Linked DNA regions of Homo sapiens: region 1 is linked to region 2. Evidence: chromatin contacts called from ENCODE Hi-C or POLR2A ChIA-PET data. All regions are on one chromosome and are shown on one strand. Each heading gives the region's core, a stretch centred on a gene start or an enhancer-like site at or near the end of the contact. The rest is flanking DNA. Distances are from core to core; before and after follow the strand shown. Region 1 has its middle 210 kb from the start of KLF5. Region 2 has its middle 110 kb from the start of KLF5.

What was found. Hi-C counts contacts between places; a loop is a spot of excess contacts on that map. ChIA-PET counts read pairs that join two places held with the same protein, here RNA polymerase II (POLR2A).
Region 1: a map of PC-3 shows a loop between it and region 2 (15-fold over the local background). The contact joins two enhancer-like sites. A Hi-C loop is called at or near these places in 1 of 168 maps with a recorded cell type or tissue (PC-3). POLR2A ChIA-PET finds 5 or more read pairs at or near these places in 3 of 52 experiments (MCF 10A, WTC11 and activated naive CD8-positive, alpha-beta T cell).

Annotation. Positions count from the first base shown.
Region 1 is chr13:73,267,480-73,272,266 of GRCh38, forward strand. No RefSeq gene overlaps it. Among named protein-coding and RNA genes, the nearest start is that of KLF5, 210 kb to the left of the region's middle. Within about 2 kb of position 1,517, at least 3 of the 41 ENCODE cell types and tissues checked have a DNase peak (open chromatin) inside an H3K27ac peak, as active enhancers do; they include PC-3, where a contact is called at or near this core.
Region 2 is chr13:73,168,800-73,174,054 of GRCh38, forward strand. No RefSeq gene overlaps it. Among named protein-coding and RNA genes, the nearest start is that of KLF5, 110 kb to the left of the region's middle. RefSeq lists an enhancer at 1,048-1,619. Within about 2 kb of position 2,657, at least 4 of the 41 ENCODE cell types and tissues checked have a DNase peak (open chromatin) inside an H3K27ac peak, as active enhancers do; they include PC-3, where a contact is called at or near this core.

The DNA.
Region 1 (4,787 bases), core at 267-2,766, 98 kb after region 2:
AAAGCAACAATGAAGTTCAAAGAGAGTAAACCATATTCTCTCCAGTTACTGCAATTTTTTAATTGATCTCATTGATCCTGGAAAATAAATGCATATTGCTGTAAGTTTCAGAAACTCAAGAATATTTTAAGACAATCAACTTAGGAATAAATATATTACTAAAAAGACAATTTTACTGGTCAGGCAAAGAGCTGGCTCTTTCTGGAAAAAAAAAATGCTGTGCTTGGGTTTTCAGTATTCACACAGATCCTTGTTTGATGATTTCCAAACATACAAAATAATGTATCTGTTAGAAGTATGTTTGAAAAGTTAATATCTGTAGTTGATTAGCACAATTGAGGAATTAATGTATTCACTTTTTATTTATTCTGAATTATAATTGCTAATTGTTGTCGGTTAATCTAAGTAAGGCCTCGGGCCTTTATTGGAAGTGTCTGTCTTTGAAAGTTGTCTGCCTTGAGTTTCCTCAGCTACAATCAAGACTTGAGAAATTCAAACACACTTGTAAATCTAGACATCTATTAATGCCCATCAATAACCAGTAATCAAGGCCTGAATCTATTAGCAAAACAAATAAGCAGCCTTTGAAATGAAAAGATAAATATAAGAAATCATGAATATACTAATTGCCCTTTGATGTTACAGCTGTTAGACCAAATTTGGCCCCTAGCAATGGAGAGAGACACTCGTGTGTGTGTGTGTGTGCGTGCGTGTGTGTGTGTGTGTGTGTGTGTAGCTGTGCATGCGCACATGAACATGCATAGATATGTCCTCTATGTGGAATTCTGCCTTTTAAGTAGTTCTGAAAAAGAATTACAACAGGTTTACTTTTACATGGGATATTTGCATAGACACAGTCCTTTCCCACCCATATTTGAACAACCATATTTTTTCCTTATTCCTTCTTAGTCATTTCCTCCTCTTTTCCCTGATACTACCTTAAATACCCAGACATTTCCCTACATTGCCCATCTGCCCCCACAGGAGCCATTCTCCTCCCAGCATGGCTCTGCAGGTTTCACAAGGGCAGAATCTGGATGACAGCCAATGGCCCAACAGCTGTTACTGATGAGCAGTGTTGGAGTCATCATTAGTTGGGAGGACAAAATTGCTTTAGGGATGTCTTGTTGGGGACTGAGAAACAATGGCCGAGATGGCCAGCCTGGCCAGCCATCAGGAGGCTCTGTGCTTCCTTTCTCTTTGAGCAGATACCAGCCTTAAGCCAGCTGTATCTATAATGGGCTCAATTGCAAAATGCAGCAGACTCTTCAATTGCAGCTATGAAGTTGCAGGACACTGTACAGCAAGATTCAATTGCTTAAAAGTATGTATGCATTTATGATTTTACATGTACACAAAAATCCAGGAAGTAGCTACACCAAATTATTGACAGTGCTCTGGGACAGGTACCAAGGCAGGTGCTGAAGAAAAAGGCCAATCCTGTGTCGTCTCAGGACTTTATGGTATAGAAGGGAAGATGATTACAAGACCCTGTGGTGATAAGGCCAGTATGGAGGGATGTGCAGGCTGCCAAGGGAGCATTCCTGTCTGCTAGCCCAGGGCTCTTCCTCTTTGTTCATGGCTGTGTGATATGTACACAGTAGCACTTTACAAAGGTTCAGTGGGCCAAGATTGCAGGAAAGACTAATTTCCAGGAGCACCATCTGGGTTCAGGAAGACCAATCTAGAGGCGACCATAAGAGTCCAAGGGTTGAGGAGGATCTAGTCTGGATGAGCTTGGTGTAAGAGAAAAGAAAAGGTTAGATTCATATATTTTATAAACACACACACACACACATGATTTTCTTACAAACATAAATTCCTTTGAATCACAAACTGTGAAGCCCAGAGTGATTTTATGGGGATGTAAAGCTTATGCAATTTTGGACTCCTTTATAAGAAAAATGAATTAAAAATATAAAAATTTGTTATAAAAATGAATATTGTGAATGAGAAAAATATTTAATCTGGCAAATATCACAAACACCATAACAATTTAAAATATGACATTATTTTTATTAACTGCCTGAAATACTTCTGCAATACTTTTTTGGACATTTTTTGACTTCACATTTTAAAATCACTTTTTATAACAAGATTTTTATGGTATTATTTTCTATATAGATACTGGAAAGATAATTTAGTCTTTCCTCTAGCATTGTTAATCAAAATGTGTTTTTTGTTGTTTTTGTTATTTATAGGATGCATAAAAATTATAGCCTTACTGCTACAGAGTTGTACCTTACTGTTAAAACTGAATATTTATGTCCCCTGCCCAAATTCACATGTTAAATCCTCATGCCCAGTGTGATCGTATTTGAAATTGGAGCTTTTGGAAAGTGATTAAGTCATGAGAGTGGAACCCTCATGAATGGAATCAGTGACCTTATAAAAGAGGCCCCAGAGAGCTGTCTTGTCCCTTCTGCCATGTGAAGACACAGAGAGAAGTCAGCCATCCATGCACCAGGAGTGGGCCCCTATCAGACACTGTATTAGTTCATCCTCATGCTGCTATGAAGAAGTACCTGAGACTGGCTAATTTATAAACGAAAGAAATTTAATTGACACATAGTTCTGTATGGCTGGAGAGGCCTCAGGAAACTTACAATCATGGAGGAAGAGGAAGCAAACACGTCCTTCTTCACACAGCAGCAGGAAGGAGAAGTGCAGAGCAAAGGGGGAAAAAACCCCTTATAAAACCATCAGATCACATGAGAATGCACTATCATGAGAACAGCATGGGGGGACCTCCCCCATGATCTAATCACCTCCTACAAGGTCCCTCCCTCAACACATGGAGATTATAATTTGAATTACAATTCAAGATGAGATTTGGGTGGGGACACAGAGCCAGACCATATCAGACACCAAATCTGCCAGCATCTTGATCTTGGACTTTCCAGCCTTCAGAACGATGAGAAATAAATTTCTGTTGTTTATAAGCCACTCAGTCTATGGTGTTCTGTTATAGCAGCCTTAACTGACTATGACACCTACAAATACAGGAATTTTGATAAGTTCTTTTGTGCAATTCCTATCAATAAGGAAAAAAAAAGGTATGGTGAGTGGTTATTATATTTGTTCCTTATTAAAGCATATTCCTGAAAAAAGATCTCTCTCTTGAGTTGATGTTTAGAATGAAATCCTCTACTTAAAATTTTACATGTCTGAAGACTAGAAAAATTTCAAAGACTAGTTTTAGCTTTTTAAAATCTTTATTATTCCACACTAGTCACAAACTGAGAATAGATTAGGACACATTCCCTGTTTTGTTAGAGCAAAGCAACTTTTGGTCTTGCTCCTTTGTGGCATGACATGGAATGATGAGTAGCACAGTGGATGTTAGGGGCATTCTTTCTACACAAGGAGAGTAACGGCTGCAAACCAAGTAAATGTACCCGCCAAATCCAAACTAAATATATCCTCCCCTGTTCAACCTCCCCTGAGTGCAGGGTCTCAAGTGTGACACTATTGACATTTTGAACTGGGTAATTCTTTGTAGTGGGAGCCTGTTTTCTGCACTGTAAGGTGTTTAACAATATCCCTGGTCTCTAATCCCTAGATGTCAATAACATGCCCTTGGTGGTGACAAAGAAAAAGGTCTCCAGACATTGCCACATGTCTCCTGGGGGGAAATATCCCCCCATTGAGAACCACTACCTTGGACATATCCCTCAAAATGCCTGTGGCCACTCCAACATAATCTATCAAGAGGGCACTATGACATTGCAGAGTTGCAGTGGAAAGATGACAGCAGTCTTTCTTCATTGCATTAAAAATATTTTATATTTTACAATTCAGAAATTTCATAAAAATACGTCAACACATTGCTGGGTGCCTCCCAGGGCCTTGACAGAGGCCTGCGAAAGTGAAGGGTAAATATGCCTTTGGGGAAAAAACCTGTCAACACAATGACAATGGTGTGACATTTGTAGTCAGTGCCATGGTCCAGGACTGGGTAATTCTTGCCTTGAAAGAAACAAGTTTTCATGCATATCCATCATTTTGTTGAATGGGTCATCTGCATATTTAAAATCTTGACTCCATCCTCTCCCATGGTTTCCAGAGGGCCGAGTGTACATGGTCATATTTTCTGTTCTGAGGTTCAAATAGCACATCCTTTTCTTTTTAGTTCAGCTGTGATAAGTTTGAGAGTTTCCAAATGAGTGTTTAATAATAAAGTGAAGAAAATAAATAAACCCAGCACACACAAAGCATAGTGAAGTGTAATCAAGTATCTATGTAGAGGTTTATGATTATAACAATTAAGATGCAGCCATGAATTGACTTAGCTGGCTCTGCTGAACCCCAATTACTTTCTGTTGTCTCAAGCCTATCTAGTGAAAGCCATCCCAAAATATCTCCTTTAGGCTTTAGACAGTCCTAGCTTTCCTATTACTTTGGTCCTTTTCTTTTCTTTTCCTTTTTAAAAAATATGAGACAGGATCTCACTCTGTCATCCAAGCTGGAGTGCAGTGGTACAATCTTAGCTCACTCACTGTAACCTGGAACTCCTGGGCTCAAGTGATCCTCTTGCCTCAACCTCCTGAGTAGCTAGGACGACTACAGGCACTATATTGACCAGACTGGTCTCAAACTCCTGGCCTCAAGCAATCTTCCTGCCTCAGTTTCCCAAAGCTCTGGGATTACTTGTTTGACCACCTGTGCCAGGCCTCCTTTGTTCCCTTTCTTATGAGCAAGGGTGAAACTTTCTAAAAATAAATTTATTTCTTATTTTTAAAGTTATCTCTTACAGGAAGAAAAGGGTCCAACTTTCACTGAATTCT
Region 2 (5,255 bases), core at 1,407-3,906:
GACAATGGTGATGTCCTAGAATGAACCAGTTTTATTCACCAGTAGAAGAGAAACTTTCAGTGTGGGTAATAAGAGATTGAGGGACGACCTGTGTCAATGGATAGCTCCAAATGAGAGGAGTGCAGTGGGTTTAAGAGAAAGAGGGGAGAAAAGAAAGTACCATAAAAGGGAAACTTAAACAAAGAGCAAAGTAGAAAAAAAAATTCTTTTGAGAGGAGGTCATTTTTCATTCCCAGAAACTTCCAAAGTGATGCTTTTAACCCCACATCTGGTTCAGATTCCTGCTCGAATGCTCAGAGGTAGAACAACAAAGCAAGTGGAAAGGTTTGGGCACGCCTCTGTCCGTGGAGCTGCCCTCCCTGCGCCCTTCCCCCTGAGGAATATCTGCTTTGGAAGCAAATGATGGAAAGTTTTGTCCAGGTTGCCTTCCCTCACTTTTGCGCGTGGGTGTGAGTTTGTGTACCCGATTCTACTGTGAGGAGTTCAGGTTGCTTTACCTGCTGTTGCGTCTTAACAGGGTGAGACATGTGCCTGTGGTTACAGGCCTGTCCCAGGAGAACTTGTCCTACTGGATATGGAAATCATTCAAGCAAAGTGGGAGGCTAGGTTGTCTTATTTTCGTGCCGATACTTGGGTTGCTTTGCTGAACTGAAGCATGAGAGAGAGATGGGATGAGAAGCAAACCATTTGCATGTATCATTCCTCCTGCAGTTCTGGAGCTGTTAGCCAAAAGTGCCATTTTCACAGACAAAAGGCAGGAAAAAGAAATGTCCCCCATCAAAAAAAATCACAGGTTTTCCCAGTTTTTACTGTCTTCCTAGCTCTGGGTCTCACAAATCTAATGGCTCTCAAGCTTTTCAAAGTGATTCTTTTCAGATTTTCTTCTTTCATCCTTGAGTCTCTATTAGAACTGTCCTCTGACTCCATTTGACTGATAACTTTTGATAAACTGACTGGAGCCTCCGTATTGGCTTGCTACAGATTTGCTATAAGAAAAGGTAACTCGCTTTCATAAGGCCAATATCAGCATCCACTAATGCAAGGCGTTTTTCCTCTAATGTGATTACATAAGAATTAATGATGGGTAAACACCAATGTGAAGAGATTTAATTTGGATAAACATTATGAAGCTTGTCTGCTTAATCAGGGTTTATCTCATCTTTTCTGTTTTTTTTCTTTCTTTTCTTTGTGCTGCAAATTTTCCAAGAACAGGGACCAGTGTACTATTCTGCCTACTTCCTTGAACAGGGCAGACAGGAACATTGTGAGACCCAGCATTCTTGTGATACTTTAATAACTTCCACTTCCGGGGAAACAAAAGAGGATACAGATGCATGCAAATGCAAAACCGAGCAAGATACCAGCTGAGCTGACTTAACACCCTCCCTCCCACCTCCTAGCCATGAAGGTGCTAGTGGGGAGAAGCAGTTCTTTGGAGGAGTTGAGGTATTTCTCCTCTCAATCTTGGGTTGCTCTTGACTAGCATGTAGCAGAGGACCTGTGACAGCTTTTTGCTTTGAGAGCTTTTACCCAGAGGATAGCCTTATTTACCACCCCTTCCCCTCAACTCACAGGCTTTTCTTTCTTTCTTTTTTTTTTTTTAGACAGAGTCTTGCTCTGTCGCCCAGGCTGGAGTGTAGTGGCATGATCCCGGTTCACTGCAACCTTCGCCTCCCAGGTTCAAGTGATTCTCCTGCCTCAGCCTCCCGAGTAGCTGGGACTATAGGTGCGTGCCACCACGCCTGGCAAATTTTTGTATTTTTAGTAGAGACGGGGTTTTACCATGTCGGCCAGGCTGGTCTCAAACTCCTGACCTCAGGTCATCCACCCACCTTGGCCTCCCAAAGTGCTGGGATTACAGGTGAGAGCCACCGCACTGGGCCTCACAGGCCTTTCTGAATCCAGTTTTTATTTCCTGAAATGCATACGGGTCAAAAATAATCCATATCAAATGCATATTAATTTATAGGTATCTTTTTCAAGGAGGATGATTAGCAAGGAAATAATCATCGTTTCCACTCTCCCAATGTGATTATTTGTTTCTATGACAGAATCTAATTTCTCACATCTCTCCTTGTTTACTGATTGACAATCTATAGTCCTAGACTTCATTTCTGCATTTTACGTTTCTGCACCTGTGAAAAGGGCTTGAAGGCGAAAGATGAGCATCTTTAGAGACAATGGGCTTGGGGGAAAGAAAATGGCTTGGTACAGGTTGTTATTTTTTGTTCGCTAACTGGAGTGAATGCTTTTTAAACAGTATCTTCCCCATTGGGACAATTGGAAGAACAGTGACATTCATTTTATAGTTTTTGCTTGTTGGGTACTTATTCCTTTCGAAAAGAAAGGAAATTCCATACTCCAGGAGTCCATCTGTTGTTACATTTCATGAGAAATAAATGCACTGGAAAATATAGCTAAACACACTTGGTTCACATTTTCTCCACCTTTGAACTGATACCAGTCATAAAACTCCATCTTGTATAGACAATCTGTTAAAATAAGTTACTAAGAAACCCAAACAGGTATAAAGGTCGCTCTCAGTGTGAATGGTTTTTTTTTTTTTTTTTTTTTTTTTTGCAGTGGTTATGACCAACCCAAAACTCACTCTGAGTTGGCTTTTATAGTCGATATTTTAAACTGTAAACCATGTTATATGACTGTAGAGCCGCACCCAGTAAAGTCAATTTTCCTGTTTTGGAACTCTCGTGCGATGCAGCACATAATCCCTGTTCATTTGTCATGTTCTCACCTTGTTCAGGGCCTCAGAGTTTATGAGCAGGTTACTCCACTGCATTTTAAACATGTCATCTCTCCCAAGGTGTCTTTTAAGAAATACTTATGCAATCAAAAGGAAGCCAAATATGTCCTTAGTATAAGAGACAGAGGATGTTGTTAATGAACTGGAAGGAATTCTACTTCTGGAAAGTCTGAGGAAAAGTTATCAAATTATAGGAATGGCATCTAGATTTGAGGGCAAAAACAGGTACATTAAAGGGCAGAGACTGCTCTTTTCTCTCTCTACCATTTTCTAAGCATCTATTATTTACCAGGCATTTTGTGAAGCATTTCACTTACATGTTCTCGTTGAATACTTGGTGAGTCTCTGTGAAATATCAAGAAAATGGCTTAAGAAAGGTGAATGGCTTGCTCAAGTTCACACAGCGAGGAATTTGCTGACAGAATTCCAGAGTGTGGTTTAGCCCCAACACGGCCTTCATCCCGGGCCACCTACTGGATGGAGACCTCCTTGCCGTGGCTTCCTACATCCCTGCTCCCATGACTTTACTGTTGCAAGGGTAGAAGAACAGATGTATCTTTTTGGATTTGGCCTGACTTTTCAAAGATAAGATAAAGAAGAGCTGGTAATAAGGCTGAGAATTGACACGTTCTTGGTTGGCTCAGCTGAACTGAAGAGCTTCTGTTCTCATCTGGATAGACAGGAAATAATGTGTGACATACAGACAGCTTGTTTTTCTCTAAATTTGAGCAATGGTGAGTCATTACTTTTATTAAAGTTAGAGATGATCCTTTCTTTTTCTGTGCAGGAAAATCTATTGTTTTTCACACAACCCACTCCTACTTTTAAATAAATCAGTTAAATTGCCTATATTTTAAATAAAACTTTTTCAAACTCCTTTACCTACCAGCCTAGAGGCAGGAATATTTCTTTTCTCTTTCAGCCTTGCCTAAGGAAAAATGCTTCTTTTTTTTTTTTTTTTTTTTTTGAGACAGAGTTTCACTCTGTATCCCAGGCTGGAGTGCAGTGGAACGATCTTGGCTCACTGCAACCTCTGCCTCCCGGGTTCAAGCGGTTCTCCTGCCTTAGACTTCGGAGTAGCTAAGATTACAAGTGTGCACCACAGGTTTCACCATGTTGGCCAGGCTGGTCTTGAACTCCTGACCGCAAGTGATCCACCCGCCTCAGCCTCCCGAAGTGCTGGGATTACAGGCATGAGCCACCGCACCTGGCCTTCTGCAGTTTTCTAGGCCTGGTTAGAGAGGACAAAATAAATCCTGGGAAGACCTCCAGCTGGCCACTAGCAAGAGGTGGGAGGAGGATACACTTCCTTCCTTTTTTTCCTACTTTCCGCATCTTAATGCCAGGCATGAGCCTTTCTTAGCACTGCTGTTGCTAAGAGAATAAGTAGCTGAATAAAGTGGCACATGTTATAAGGACAAAATAGCTAAAATGAAGACCCTAAAGAGCAGCCTCAGTCTCAACACTATTGACATTTGGGCTGGATATTTTTTGTTGTGGGGGATAGGAACTGTTCTGTGCATTGTAGGATGTTTAGCAGCACCCTGACTGAGTACCCACTAGATGACAGTAGCAACACCACCCCCTAATCCTACCAGTACCCCGAGTTGGGAAAACCAAAAACATCTCCAGACATTGATTGCCCAGTGCCCCGTGGGGGGCAAAATCATCTCCAGTTGAGACCTACCACTTTATAGTAGATAGCATGACCTAGTAACATGCATGGTTTCTTTATGCCTGGAAACTTGCTGGGCCAGGGCGAAGATTTATGACCTGAGAAAAGGCAACCACAGCAGGTGTGGAGCTTGAAAAAGGATGGTGTCTCTGCCCTGAAAGGACCTCAGGGTCAGAAATATGTCTGTTCATCTTTGAATCCTCTCCCCAGGGCCTAGCACAGTTCCTCAAATGTAGGAAATGGTTGATAAATGTTTGTTGAATAAATGGGATGTTTGCTTAGAGCCCCCTGAGTCTATCTCCTGTGCTCAGAGAAAAAAATCTTACGGACAACAGCTATTTATTTGTAGCTGTACCCACTTATTGGCTTATTGTGTTCATTTGAGGGCCTCTTGAATATTGCAGAAGTAACCAAGGATACCAGGATGATCACATGCAGCAAACATATGGGGAAAAGAATAGAACAACAAATGTCACAAGGCCTGTTTTTCAGGTTTATTGCCAGAGAGTGAAGGGTTTTGAAGAGAGAGTGCATAGAAGGAATAGGACAGGAGCCGTCCTTATACTGAAGATAATTTATAGTCCTCATCTGTGAAAATTATTCACTGGACAACCTCTCTTGCCCTTGAACTTTGCATCTTGTCTTAACCAGGGGTTTATGTATCTTCCTTCCCGGGGAGCAGGTCAGCATTGCTGAGTCCTGAATTGTGGAACTTCTGCTTCCTTAGAAAGACTTGTGAGGAGTAAGGGGAGTGAGGAGCAAGGGGAGACATTGGTGAGTCCAGGATGGGAGGTGAGCTTGGTATGGCAAAGACATAAG